2 separate regions of the Homo sapiens genome follow, and region 1 is linked to region 2. The links are chromatin contacts, found by Hi-C or POLR2A ChIA-PET in ENCODE. All regions are on one chromosome and are shown on one strand. Each heading gives the region's core, a stretch centred on a gene start or an enhancer-like site at or near the end of the contact. The rest is flanking DNA. Distances are from core to core; before and after follow the strand shown. Region 1 overlaps UBE2D2 (ubiquitin conjugating enzyme E2 D2). Region 2 holds the start of SPATA24 (spermatogenesis associated 24).

What was found. Hi-C counts contacts between places; a loop is a spot of excess contacts on that map. ChIA-PET counts read pairs that join two places held with the same protein, here RNA polymerase II (POLR2A). Pooled maps may share reads with other maps.
Region 1: a loop to region 2 is called in a pooled map, with 2.1 times the contacts of the local background. The contact joins the enhancer-like site here to the promoter of SPATA24 in region 2. A Hi-C loop is called at or near these places in 4 of 50 pooled maps. POLR2A ChIA-PET finds 5 or more read pairs at or near these places in 12 of 52 experiments (CD4-positive, alpha-beta T cell, CD8-positive, alpha-beta memory T cell, K562 and 7 more).

What each region holds. Positions count from the first base shown.
Region 1 is chr5:139,590,909-139,597,543 of GRCh38, reverse strand. The region is part of intron 1 of UBE2D2 (ubiquitin conjugating enzyme E2 D2); the gene reads right to left. Among named protein-coding and RNA genes, the nearest start is that of UBE2D2, 33 kb to the right of the region's middle. Within about 2 kb of position 3,668, at least 6 of the 41 ENCODE cell types and tissues checked have a DNase peak (open chromatin) inside an H3K27ac peak, as active enhancers do; they include OCI-LY7, where a contact is called at or near this core.
Region 2 is chr5:139,401,934-139,408,708 of GRCh38, reverse strand. It overlaps SPATA24 (spermatogenesis associated 24), which reads left to right and starts at 4,620. Exons shown (of 6, transcript NM_194296.2): 1 at 4,620-4,765; 2 at 6,016-6,081; 3 at 6,664-6,775. The coding sequence starts at 4,649. RefSeq lists enhancers at 4,110-4,682, 4,628-4,857, 4,683-5,256.

The sequences.
Region 1 (6,635 bases), core at 2,419-4,918, 190 kb before region 2:
CTGAATAACATCAAGGTTTTTAACTCAAGAGCTAAGATTTATCTAAGCAGAATACAAGATCCATCAGTCCATTTCAGGAGCCAATATAATTTTAAAACCCTAAGCCAAACTTAGGCTAATAGACATTTAACACACTCATTCAACACTTCCTTGGCTGATGGCACTGATACAGCTGAATCTCAAAAGCATACTGCTAAGTGAAAGAAGCCAGACATAAGGCTACATGATGTATGATTCCATTTATATGACATTCTAGAACAGGCAAAACTATAGTGACAGAAAGCAGATCCATGGTTCCAGTGGCTGGAGGGAGTTGGAGGGGGGAATAACTATAAAAGAGACATGAAGAAAATTTGAGGAGTGATAGAAATGTTCAAAATCATTATTTTGGTAGAGATTGGACAACTATATTTGTCAAAACTCAAATTGTACACTAAATGTTACTGTAATACCCTATCTCAAAGTTGTTTATTATTTTTTTTAATGTAATTTTTTTTTTAGATGGAGTCTTGCTCTGTTGCTCAGGCTGGATGCAGTGGCACGATCTTGGCTCACTGCAAGCTCCGCCTCCCGGGTTCACGCCATTCTCCTGCCTCAGCCTCCTGAGCAGCTGGGACTACAGGTGCCCACCACCACGCCGGGCTAATTTTTTTTGTATTTTTAGAAGAGATGGGGTTTCACCGTGTTAGCAGGATGGTCTCGATCTCCTGACCTCGTGATCTGCCCACCTCGGCCTCCCAAAGTGCTGGGATTACAGGAGTGAGCCACCGCACCTGGCCTATTATTATTATTATTATTATTTTAATGCAGAGACAAGGTCTCACTATGTTTCCCAGGCTGGTGTCTAATGCCTAGACTCAAGCGATCCTTCCGCCTCAGCCTCCCAAAGTGCTGGAATTACAGGTGTGAGCCACAGTGCCTGGCCAGTTTTTTATTCTTAAAAGTACATTTGGGCTGGGCACGGTAGCTCACACCTGTAATCCCAGCACTTTGGGAGGCCAAGGCGGGTGGATCACAAGGTCAGGACTTCGAGACCAGCATGACCAACATGGTGAAACCCCATCTCTAAAAAAAATACAAAAATTAGCTGGGTGTGGTGGCGCACACCTGTAATCCCATTTACCGGGGAGGCTGAGGCAGGAGAATCGCTTGAACCCAGGAGGCGGAGGTTGCAGTGAGCTGAGATTGTGACACTGCACTCCAGCCTGGGTGACAGAGCGAGACTCTGTCACACACACATACACACACACAGGACATTCAGATTCAGAAACAGATCTTTTTTAAAAAAGAAAAAGCACGTAACTATCCATCTTTACATGTGCATAAAATATCTCCCAAGAATACACAAGAAACGCCAGGCACAGGGGCTCATACCTGTAATCCCAGCACTTTGGGAGGCTGAGGTGGGCGGATCATGAGGTCAGGAGTTCGAGACCAGCCTGGCCAACATGCTGAAACCCCATCTCTACTAAAAATACAAAAATTAGCCGGGCATGGTGGCGCGCGCCTGTAGTCCCAGCTACTCGGGAGGCTGAGGCAGGAGAATTGCCTGAACGAGGGAGGCGGAGGTTGCAGTGAGCCCAGATCTCACCGCTGCACTCCAGCCTGGGTGATAGAGTGAGACTCTGTCTCAAAAAAAAAAAAAAAAAAACAACAAAAAACAAAAAAAAAACCCACAAGAAACTAGTTAATAAATAATTGCCTTTAGGAAGGAAAGCTTAGGGGTGAGAATGAGAACTATATATATTGCTTTTACACATTTTGAATTTTATAAAAGTGTGTATATTGCCCATTTGAAAAATAAATTACCCTTTAAAATTTTCTTTTTCTTTTTTTAACCAACTGGGTCTGTGCAAGAATTATCCTGACTGTAAGTGTGGATTAAAATAGCTGTTAAAAATTGTCATCATGGCTGGGCACAGTGGCTCACCTGAGGTCAGGAGTTCGAGACCAGCCTGGCCAACATGGCGAAACCCCATCTTTACTAAAAGTACAAAAATTAGCCAGGCGTGGTGGGGGCTCCTATAATCCCAGCTACTCAGGAGCCTGAGGCAGGAGAATCGCTTGAACCCAGGAGGCAGAGGTTGTAGTGAGACAACATCGTGCTACTGCACTCCAGCTTGGGTAACAAGAGCGAGACTCCGACTCAAGGAAAAAAAAAAACTGTCATTTGGGGTGTAATCTAAATAGTGAAAACCCAATTATGGCAAATAAACATACAATCTATAAAACTGATATCTCTACATCATGATGAAAACTGAAGTTGAATCTTAAAATTTAATAAAGGCATCGATCTAGTCGGAACATGTGGGCAGAAAAAAATAATACCCAAATATATAAGGCTGTGTTTTAACAGTTGGCTTTAAACGTATACATTAATTTCAACTTTCTATTTTATGAGAAAGAACAATAGGGAAATAAAGTACAGCCAGCCCTCTGTGTCTATGAGTTCCACCAATTGTGGGTCAAATACACTGGGGAAAAAATGATGTCTGTACTGAACATGTGCAGACTTCTTTGGTCATTATTCCCTAAACACCACAGCATAACAACTATTTACAGAGCACTTACACTGTATTAGGTTTTATAAGTAATCTAGAGATGACTTAAAGTATACAGGAAGATGTGTACAGGTTATACGCAAATACTATGCCATTTTATATCAGGGACTTGAGCATCTGTAGATTTTGGTATCCATGGAAGGACCTGGGACCAACCTTTCATGGATACTGAGGCAGGAATGTATATATAATTATGTTTAGAAAAAAGTGATGGGGTAAGGAACTTTGACAGTTAAAGTAGAACATTCTCAATTTATAAAAAGATTATTGACCGGGTGCGGTGGCTCACACCTGTAATCCCAGCACTTTGGGAGGTCGAGGTGGGTGGATCACCTGAGGTCAGCAGTTCAAGACCAGCCTGGCCAACATGGTGAAACCTGGACTGTACTAAAAATACAAAAATTAGTCGGGTGTGGTGGTGTGTGCCTCTAATTCCAGCTACCCAGGAGGCTGAGGCAGGAGAATCGCTAGAACCCGTGAGGCAGAGGCCACAGTGAGCAGAGATCATGCCACTGCACTCCAGCCTGGGCAATAGAGACTGTGTCTCAAAAAAACAAAATTTTTTAAGGAAAAAAAGAAAAAAAACAGATAATTAAAGTAGAACACTGAAACTTTGAAAGCCTAAGACATATATATATATCACAACACTATAGCAAAAAGAAACCCTCTAAATTCCTTGAGGGGAAGGCATCCTTCAAGGGATGTGCAGATTTCCCTTTCACTATATCCTTGAGTAGGCAACTTAAGCTATTAGTTGGTAAAAATTAACGCTTCTTTACAAGCTATTTTTAAACCACCCTCCTTCCCCAATCATAACAATTATGAAACAAAATAAAAATAGCATGGGAAAGATTTGTTTACCCTGTTGGTCCTCACCCTATGGTGTAAGGTGAAAGGAACAAGATGGGAAACTGAGAGAGGTTATAATTAACTTTGTAGAAAAATGGCTCTAAAGTCAAGTTTTAGTAGTCTGAATATTGCTATACAAATCGAGGCTCTTTGGTGGTTAAAATCACACTATGAAAATATTTAAACAAAGATTATGATTCATAGCATTGTAATTTCAGGGCTAGGCACGGTGGCTCATGTCTGTAATCTCCACACTTTGGGAGGCTAAGGTGGGAGGATGGCTTGAGGCCAGGAGCTCCAGACCAGCCTGGTCAACACAGTAAGACTCTATCTCCACAAAAAAAATTTTTTTTAATTAGCCCAGCATGGTGGAGAGAGCCTGTAGTCCTAGCTACCTGGGAGGCTGAGGTAGGAGGATTGCTTGAGCCCAGGAGTTCAAGGCTGCAGTGGATCGTGCCACTATACCCCAGCCTAGGTAACAAAGTGAGACCCCATCTCTAAAAAAAAGTACATATTTTAATATATCTTTTAATGTTACATGTTACATATGTGTTTATTACATACATCAATACCTATTTGTGTGTTATATATAACAATGTATATATAACAATGTATACATTGTTACATATTTTACATATTAAAACATATATTAAAATATGTATGTATATATAAAATTTCAGGGTCATAAGAGATCATTTAGACCTATTCCCAATTTTATAAGAAAACAAAATACAAAGTATCTAACCCAAGGGTAAGGACTTGAGTGTTCTGCTGTACCATGGTTCTTTAAATCTGGATCTAAAATATTAGAAATGTACAAGTTAGAAATGTCTGAGAATCGGCCAGGTGCAGTGGCTCATGCCTATAATCCCAGCACTTTGGGAGGCCGAGGTGGACGGATCACAAGGTCAAGAGATAGAGACCAGCCTGCCCAACGTGGTGAAACCCTGTCTCTACTAAAAATATAAAAGTTAGCTGGGCGTGGTGGCGCTTGCCTGTAGTCCCAGCTACTCAGGAGGCTGAGGGAGGAGAAATACTTGAACCCGGGAGGCGGAGGTTGCAGTGAGCCGAGATCACACCACTGCACTCCAGCCTGGGTAACAGAGCGAGACTCTGCCTCAAAAAAAAAAAAAAAAAGGAAAAAAGAAATGTCTGAGAATCATGTTAATTTGGGAAATTAAGCTGAACCTCTTTTAAGATTACTGAAACTCTTTTAAGATTACTGAAATGCAGCCAAGCGTGGTGGCTCATGCCTGTAATCCCAGCACTTTGGGAGGCCAAGGTGGGTAGATCACGAGGTCAGGAGATCGAGACCCATCCTGGCTAACACAGTGAAACGCCATCTCTACTAAAAATACAAAAAATTAGCCGGGCATCGTGGCACGTGCCTGTAGTCCCAGCTACTCGGGAGGCTGAGGCAGGAGAATCGCTTAAACCCAGGAGGCAGAGGTTGCAGTGAGCCGAGGTCGTGCCACTGCACTCCAATCTGGGCAACAGAGCAAGACTCCATCTCTCAAAAAAAAAAAAAAAAAAAAAAGATTACTGAACTGCAAAGAAACAACAGTTAAACCAGTAGTTCTCAAAACTGAGATACTGACACAGCAGGATCACCATCACAAGGAAGCTTATTAGAAATGCAAATTCACAGGCTCTACCCCACAACTACCAGGTCAGAAACTCTGAGGTGGAGCCAAACTGTTCTAACAAGGCCTCAAGGAATTATAATGCACACCAGAGCTCATTACTTTTATGTCTGATGAGTTAAAAAGCATCAGAGATAAAAGGTGATACTAGAAAACTCACTACCAAGAAGATTTGAGGGGAAAGCACGGGAGGGCAAAGGGCAAAATGGCACAAACTGGAAAAAGAGATGAGACTTAGAAGGCCAAGGTGTGTTCCAGGTTTTCATTTTTTTCCTTTTTCTTTTTTTGTAAGACAGAGTCTTGCTTTGTCGCCCAGGCTAGACTGCAGTGGAGCAATCTTGGTTCACTGCAACCTGTCTTTCCCAAGTTCAAGCAATTCTCCTGCCTCAGCCTCCCGAGTAGCTGGGATTACAGGCGCCCGCCACCAGGCCCGGCTAATTTTTGTACTTTTAGTAGAGATGGCGTTTCACCACGTTGTCCAGGCCGGTCTTGAGAACTCCTGACCTCAAGGGATCCGCCCGCCTCGGCCTCCCAAAGTGCTGGAATTACAGGCATGAGCCACCGCGCCCGGCCCCAGGTTTTCAAGACAGATTGAAGGGGAGCAGTCTGTCATTACTATAGTACCTGCATTCTCCCTGCCTCACTCCTATCTTAACTAGGGTTGCAACAGAAACAATTTAATTTTTACTACTTGCTTATGTTCCCAGCATAACACTTAAGCTAATATTTAAAAACAACTGCTTACATATTTTAAAATTATGAGTTTTTAAAACTCAGGAAATATTAGTAACTCATTAACTTACATGAGTTTGAAAGACATAATTTGACAAATCAAATCATCTGCAGCTGATAGACTTAATCCCTTAGCACTCTCATTTTCTCATTTTCTATTTCTCTCTTAATATTGTTGCCTTCTAGTATAAAGACAGACAAACCGATGGAAACATGTATCAATATCAATCTCTCCCTGAACTAACTATAAGCAGACATGGTAAGCTTATCTGAGATTAAACTGTGTATTCCCTCTAAAAAGATTCAAAGCAACTAAAAGTATAGAAAATACCCACCATGGGTCAGGTGCGGTGGCTCATGCCTGTAATCCCAGCACTTTGGGAGGCTGAGGTGGGTGGATCACCTGAGGTCGGGAGCTTGAGACCAGCCTGACCAGCATGGAGAAACCCTGTCTCTACTAAAAACACAAAGTTAGCTGGGCGTGGTGGTGCATGCCTGTAATACCAGCTACTTGGGAGGCTGAGGCAGGAGAATTGCTTGAACCCAGGAAGTGCAGGTTATGGTGAGCCGAGATTGCACCATGCACTCCAGCCTGGGCAACAACAGCGAAACTCCGTCTTAAAAAAAAAAAAGAGAGAGAGAAAAAGAAAATACCCACCATAGGTTGGGCACAGTGGCTCACACCTGTAATCCCAGCACTTTGGGATGTTGAGGCAGGCGGATCACCTGAGGTCAGGAGTTCGAGACCAGCCTGACCAGCATGGAGAAACGCCCCCCTCTCTACTAAAAATGCATAATTAGCTGGGCATGGTGGCACATGCCTATAATCCCAGCTATTCAGGAGGCTGAG
Region 2 (6,775 bases), core at 3,371-5,870:
CACATAATTCAAGTTGAGCCATTTGTGTTACCCCAGATGATGGGCAGAGCAGAAATGTGCTGCCCCACCAAGTCCTGCTCAGTCTGCAGAATTGTGAGCAAATAATAAAATGATTGCAGCCATTTTTTTGCAGGTGCAGTGGCTCATGCCTGTAATCCCAACACTTTAGGATGCTGAGCCAGGCAGATGGCTTGAGCCCAGGAGTTCAAGACCAGCCTGGGCAACGTGATGAAACCCTGTCTCTACCGAAAAATATAAAAATTAGCTGCACACCTACAGTTCCAGCTACTAGGAAGGTTAAGGTGGGAGGATTGCTTGAGGCCAGGAGGCGGAGGTTGCAGTGAGCTGGGATCGCGCCACTGCGCTCCAGCCTGGGCGACAGTGTAAGACTCTGTCTTTAAAAAAAAAAAAAAAAAGTTGCTGTTTGAAGCCATTACATTTTATGGTGGTTTTTAGCAATAGACAGCCAAAACACCTTTTCCTTGTCCCCATATTCCCTTATTCCCTCTCTCTGTTAAGTTCCATCAATTTTACCTCCAGAATATCCTAAACCTACTCTCATCTCTGACACTATCTGACTCTCAAACTACCATCCACTTTCACTGCAGTAGCCTTCTCGGTTAAAGTGGTCTCTGTGCACTTACACAGCCCCACTCCAATCTGTATACCTCACTGCAACCAAAGAGATCTTTTCCAAGCATAAATTGGATCACGTCATCCTCTTGCTTAAAATATTTCAGTAGCTTTCTTTTGTCCCTAAAATAAAAATCACCAAAATCCTTAGCATGGCCTACCTTGCTTAGCAAGGCTCTGCCAAGTTCTTGGTCTCTACCCACTACCCAAGCCCCCTCTTGCCCTATAATCTTTTTCTTTTATGCCATGCTACCCTTTAATTACTACACTCTACCAGCCCCTTTTGCCCCAGGGACTTTGTATACACAAAGTATACACTGCTTCCTCTTTCTGGTATCCCTACCTACTCATCTGCCCCTACCCTCTTTGCTAAGTGCTTCCTAGTTACCTTAATAGGCTTCAGCTCAAACATCACTTCCTCACAGAAGCTTTCCCTTGCACAGAATCTTAGCCCCACCTGGCTAAGTTTCTCTTTAGATTTATCTGGTTGTTTGATTATTGTCTGACTTTTCCCACTAGACTAAGTTCCTGACTGGTTTTACCTGAAATGAACCTTGAAGGGAGTGGTGCCCCATCTGTCATAAGGATTTGCTCTAGAAGTGCAGCCCAAATTCTTTGACACTACTCCCATTGAAAGGTGGTGGGGTAGGGGGAGGAATCTGTGTGTCCTCCTCTGGAATCTAGACTCTGACTCCTTGACCAATAGAATACAGCAAAAATGACACTATGCCAGGTATCAGGCCCAGGCCTTAAGAAACTGGCATCTTCCATTTTCTGTCACTTTGAATGATTATCTTTAACCCAGTCTTCATGCTATCAGAAAGTCCAGGCAGCCTATGGAGAGGAACCAAGACCTTTGGTCCTCAGCCCTAGCAGAGCTCCCAGCTGACAGCACCAACTTGCCAGTCACGTGAGTGAGCCATGTTGGAACTGGAACTTCTAACTCCCCGTTGAACCATCCCAGTTCACACTGCATGGAGCAGAGATAAGCTTTCACCATTGAGCCTTGCCAAATTCCAGATTCATGAACAAAATGATTTTTTTCAATGACTTAAAAAAATTGGGGGGTGGTTTATTATGCACCAATAGATAACCAGAACATCAGCCAAAATGACAAGCCTGTGCAGAAAGGCAACCCTTCCCTGGCAGGATCACAGAGCTGTTTGTGATGTCATGTCATCCTGAGTCTCACTGAGTCCTGGTTGACCAGGAGCCCAAAGTGCCTTTCAACATATAGAGGAGTCTGTGGCAGTGCCCAACCAGGGTGACCACCCCTCATGTCCATGCCAGGAAGCAGGTGCAGACCTGGATCCAGGGTTCTCTCTTGTTCATAAGCTTCCACCCCCAGGTGGCTGCTGGAGCCTACTGCTCTCCAGGGTTTTGCCCCAAGTACGCAGAGAGCAGCCTGTTCCAGCTGGTGAAGGTGGATGTTGGATATCAAGGGACATCAAGCAGTGCCTCATGAAAGATCCTAGGGAGGAAGTGCAGTTCTTGGGGAAGGCTCAGGAATCACTGCCCCAGAAGAATGTGCAGCTTTGTGAAGGGTGATTCAGGTGAACATTCACATTTGGTACACCAAGTTCTGAGAGGGTCTGTGCTGAGGCACACAACCTACACAGTGCCCTCTAGGCACACACTTTCCAGTACAGTAGCCAGTAGCCACACATGGCCATTTAAACTAAAAATTTAAAAATTTTAAAGAGCCATGATTAAGGTGATCTTCAGAAAATAATAAAAAATTTAAAGCAATTTCTCAGTCACATGAGCTACGTTTCAACTGCTGAAGAGCCACATGTGGCTAGTGGCTATTGAATAGTGCAGCTGTAGAACATTTTCATCACTAGAAGTTCTATTGAACTGTATTGTTCTAGGCCCTTTAACAGAGGTCGGCCGGGCACAGTGGCTCACGCCTATAATCCCAGCACTGTGGGAGGCTAAGGTTGGCCGATCACCTGAGGTCAGGAGTTCGAGACCAGCCTAGCCAACATGGTGAAGCCCCGTCTCTACAAAAATACAAAAAAATCACCTGGGTATGATAGCAGCTGCCTGTAATCCCAGCTACTGGGGAGGCTGAGTTGGGAGAATCGCTCAAACCTGGGAGGCAGAGGTTGCAGTGAGCCAAGATTGCTCCACTGCACTCCAGCCTGGGCGACAGAGCAAGACTCCATCTCAAAAAAAAAAGAAAAGAAAAAAAGAAAAAAAAAAGAGAACATGGTGAAACCCTATCTCTACTAAAAATACAAAAAATTAGCCGGGCATGGTGGCGGGCGCCTGTAGTCCCAGCTGTTCGGGAAGCTGAAGCAGGAGAATGGTGTGAACCCCGGTTGGGGCAGAGCTTGCAGTGAGCCAAGATCGCACCACTGCACTCCACCCTGGGCATCAGAGCAAGACTCCGTCTCAAAAAAAAAAAAAAAAAAAAAGAGAGAGAGGTCAGCAGAGATGGCCTTGTCTCCAAGTCCATGAAAATAAACGCAAGAAACAAAACAAGGGCTCCCGCTGAGAGAACCACAGGGATGGCCAAGTTTGTCAGGCCCCCCGGGGGGTTTTGGGGAGCGGCTTGAATGACTTACCCTGAGCTTTCTGCCTCCTTTCATAGTCACTGGTAACTTTTTTTCCAAACTCCTTGTTAGTATAGTCATTTCCTACTTGGGGGTATCAAATTCCATAACTTCCACCCATGACGTGCAACACAAATGCAGCACAACATCCTGGTTAAGAACATGAACTCCAGGCCCAGCGCGGTGGCTCATGCCTGTAATCCCAGCACTTTGGGAGGCCGAGGCAGGCGGATCACCTGAGGTCAGGAGTTCGAGACCAGCCTGGCCAACATGGTGAAACCCCGTATCTACTAAAAATAAGAAAATTAGCCAGGCGTGGTGGCGGGCGCCTGTAATCCCAGCTACTTGGGAGGCTGAGGCAGAAGAATCCCTTAAACCCGGAAGGTGAAGTTTGCAGTGAGCCGAGATCACGTCCCTGCACTCCAGCCTGGGCGACAGAGCGAGACTACATCTCAAAAAACAAACAAACAAAAACACGGACCCTGGAACCAAACTGCCCATAGCAGAACTCCGTTCCACAACTTACTAGAGTGACCTTGGGCAAGTTATTCATTCTCATTCTCATAGAGCCTAGGTAAAAAGGGGCTGATAGGAGTTCCATGAGGGTCACATGAAATAATATAAACATAACGGTGCCACGAAATAGTGAACACAATATATATTCGCTCTGATGTTCTCCAAACCTAATCTTATTTGGGTTTCCAAGAAAAAAAAAAAAGCCTTCAATAGAGACTTGGTGAGTGTGCGTAATCACCGTATCCTTCCCTGACTTCATTTTACTAAACTCTCCTCCTTCAAGCCCTCTTCAGTCCTCCTAATCTCTTCAGGGTCCTCCTCCTCGGGTGGTGGCACATGACTCTAGTGCAGACTCTAGTGCCCAGAGCCTGGTATCAGAGTATGAAGACTTTGATCTCAGGTGTAGCCATTCTCATTTTTTATCTTCGTCTATCTTCCGTGCTTAGGCTTAGGACCCCTAAGTACTAAGTGTGTTCCAGGAGGCTGGAATCTCATACAATGGAGGAAATTTGGAGATTAGGATAAAGATTTGGAGAAAGAGGCATGAGAAGCTAAAGATGCAGGAGTTGCCTATGCTGGCTCTTGCTTCGTGGTCATGCAGTTTAACAGGCCCTGGGTGAAGGCTGAGGGCTGCTGTTTTGAGTGTTGCCTGCTCGCAGGCAAGGAAAGTACAAGCCGGGCCCTGCCGGCTTCTCAGGACTGCGTGAGAAACAGAAGACGCAATAAAAGCGCAATTTCCTGTAAACTTAAATGCCTTAAGGGTTGTCAGCAGTTTCCCCGCTCCAGGCGGCTCCTTTAAGAGGCGGCCCCTCGCCCCGCTAACATAGGAAGTCCCCGCCCCCCGTTGCCAGGGTGCTCTGTGGCGTCGCATTCTCATTGGTGGGCGACGGCGAGGATCACCCCCGAGGCAGCCATTTCCAACTAGCTGGCGGGGGCGGAAGATGGCGACGCCCCTCGGGTGGTCGAAGGCGGGGTCAGGATCTGTGTGTCTCGCTTTAGATCAACTGCGGGACGTGATTGAGTCTCAGGAGGAACTAATCCACCAGCTGAGGAACGTGGTATGCAGCCAGAGGAGTTTGGGGAGAGGCGGGGCCGGATGCCTCACTGGTGGGGGCGGGGCCAGAACCTGTTCCGATGCGGGGGCCGTGGCTAGAACGCATGGCCCATGGCGTCATCAGGAGGAGGCCGGGCTCAGTCGGTAGGGGTGGAGCCAAAAAGGGGCGGACCTTCCTGAACCAGGGAATTTTAACTAAAATCAAGCCATATTCTCCCTTCCGTTTGCCTGGTTGCTGCAAGAGCTGGTAGAGAGTCCCTGAGCCTCAGTTTCCCCATTTTCAGTGGAGATGACGTCACTGAGTTCCCATGGCCCTCCTGTGCAGGCAGAGAAACTGTCATCCCTTCTATTATGGACACCATTCCCGAGAGTCAAAGGCAGTGCCGTGTTGAATGCAGTAAGCGCAGATTTGGCCCTTGCCAGCGCTAACTTAGGGGCCTCCAAGAACTTTACATGCCTTAGCTTTTGCCTTCTCAATCAAACCCCAGCTAATGGGTGCAAAGCATTGCAGTCACAGATTACCTGGGTAGGCATGATAGAATCCTGGCCATCTGGAGTTCATGGTTTTTCTGGTTTTGTTTTCCTGTCTTGATAAGAAGGTTAGGATGTATCTCCATCTCAGAAATAAAACTGGCTTCACATCTACTTCTCATTCTAAGTTGTTCTTAGACAATTTCTTCCCTTCTGGGAAGTTGAATGTGGGGGAAAGGGGAGAGAGACCTGTCCTATTTGCTACCCTAATGCTCTCATTCAACAAAATATATGGAGCTCTAGGCACTGAATTGCCTTTGATTCCCTGAAGGTACCCAGGTCTTCCTCTTGGCAGCTGACCTTGGCATGTGTGTCCCCACCATCCAGAGTGCTTTTCTCTCTATCCCTCTTCTGGCCCACCCTATATAGCAGTCAGATCTCAGGTCTAACATCCCCTTCTCCGGAAGTGATTCTGACCCTTCCCCAGGCTGGGTTGGGGCCTCCTCTGAGCCCCAGATCCCCTTATGTCTCCCCATCAAGGCACACAACATGTTAGAAGTGCTAACTGTGGACTGCCTCCTCCATGAGACTGGCTGCTCCTTGAGGGCAGCACTTAGAGCTGAGTCTCAGTTTATCTGTGGAACTGAATTCTCCCTTCCCAAGGCCTCAGTCTCATCCTAGGTACCACGAGCATCATCCTGTTATCCGCTTTTGGTCCTGGTCCCTAGAGGGCGCCCCTTCTACTCCAGCCCCAGGCCCTCCCTCAGCCAGGCTCTGTTGCAGATGGTTCTCCAGGACGAAAATTTTGTCAGTAAAGAAGAGTTCCAGGCAGTGGAGAAGAAGCTGGTGGTAAGTAATGGCCTCTGCGGTCTCCTAATCTTCCCCCGTTTCCCAGGATCCCTGTGGTTAGGCAGGCTCATTAAGTATTAGCCTCTGATGGGTGCAGTGGCTCACAACTGTAGTCCCAGCTCTTTGGGAGGCCAAGGCGGGCAAATCACTTGAGGTCAGGAGTTCGAGACCAGCCTGGCCAACATGGTGAAACCCTGTCTCTACTAAAAATACAAAAAAATATATATATACATATATATATATTAGCCAAGCATGCGTGGTGGCAGGCGCCTGTAATCCCAGCTACTTGGGAGGCTGAGACAGGAGAATTGGCTTGAACCCAGGAGGTGGAGGTTGCACTGAGCTGAGATCATGCCACTGCACTCCAGCCTGTGCAACAGAGTGAGACTCTGTCTAAAAAAAAAAAGAAAAAAGAAAAAAGAAAGGTCGGCCTCTGAGAACCTCCAGCCCCTGTAGCAAGGTGGCCAGAATCTCCCTGTGCTCTGGCTTCTGTGTGTCCCTCTGAGAAGGGGGGCTGGTTAAGGGAGTCTAGGAGACCCAAGGCGGCCTAGGGTAATGAGGTGACTGCTGCTGCCCCTGCAGGAAGAGAAAGCTGCCCATGCCAAAACCAAGGTCCTCCTGGCCAAGGAAGAGGAGAAGTTACAGTTTGCCCTCGGAGAGGTAGAGGTGCTATCCAAGCAGCTGGAGAAAGAGA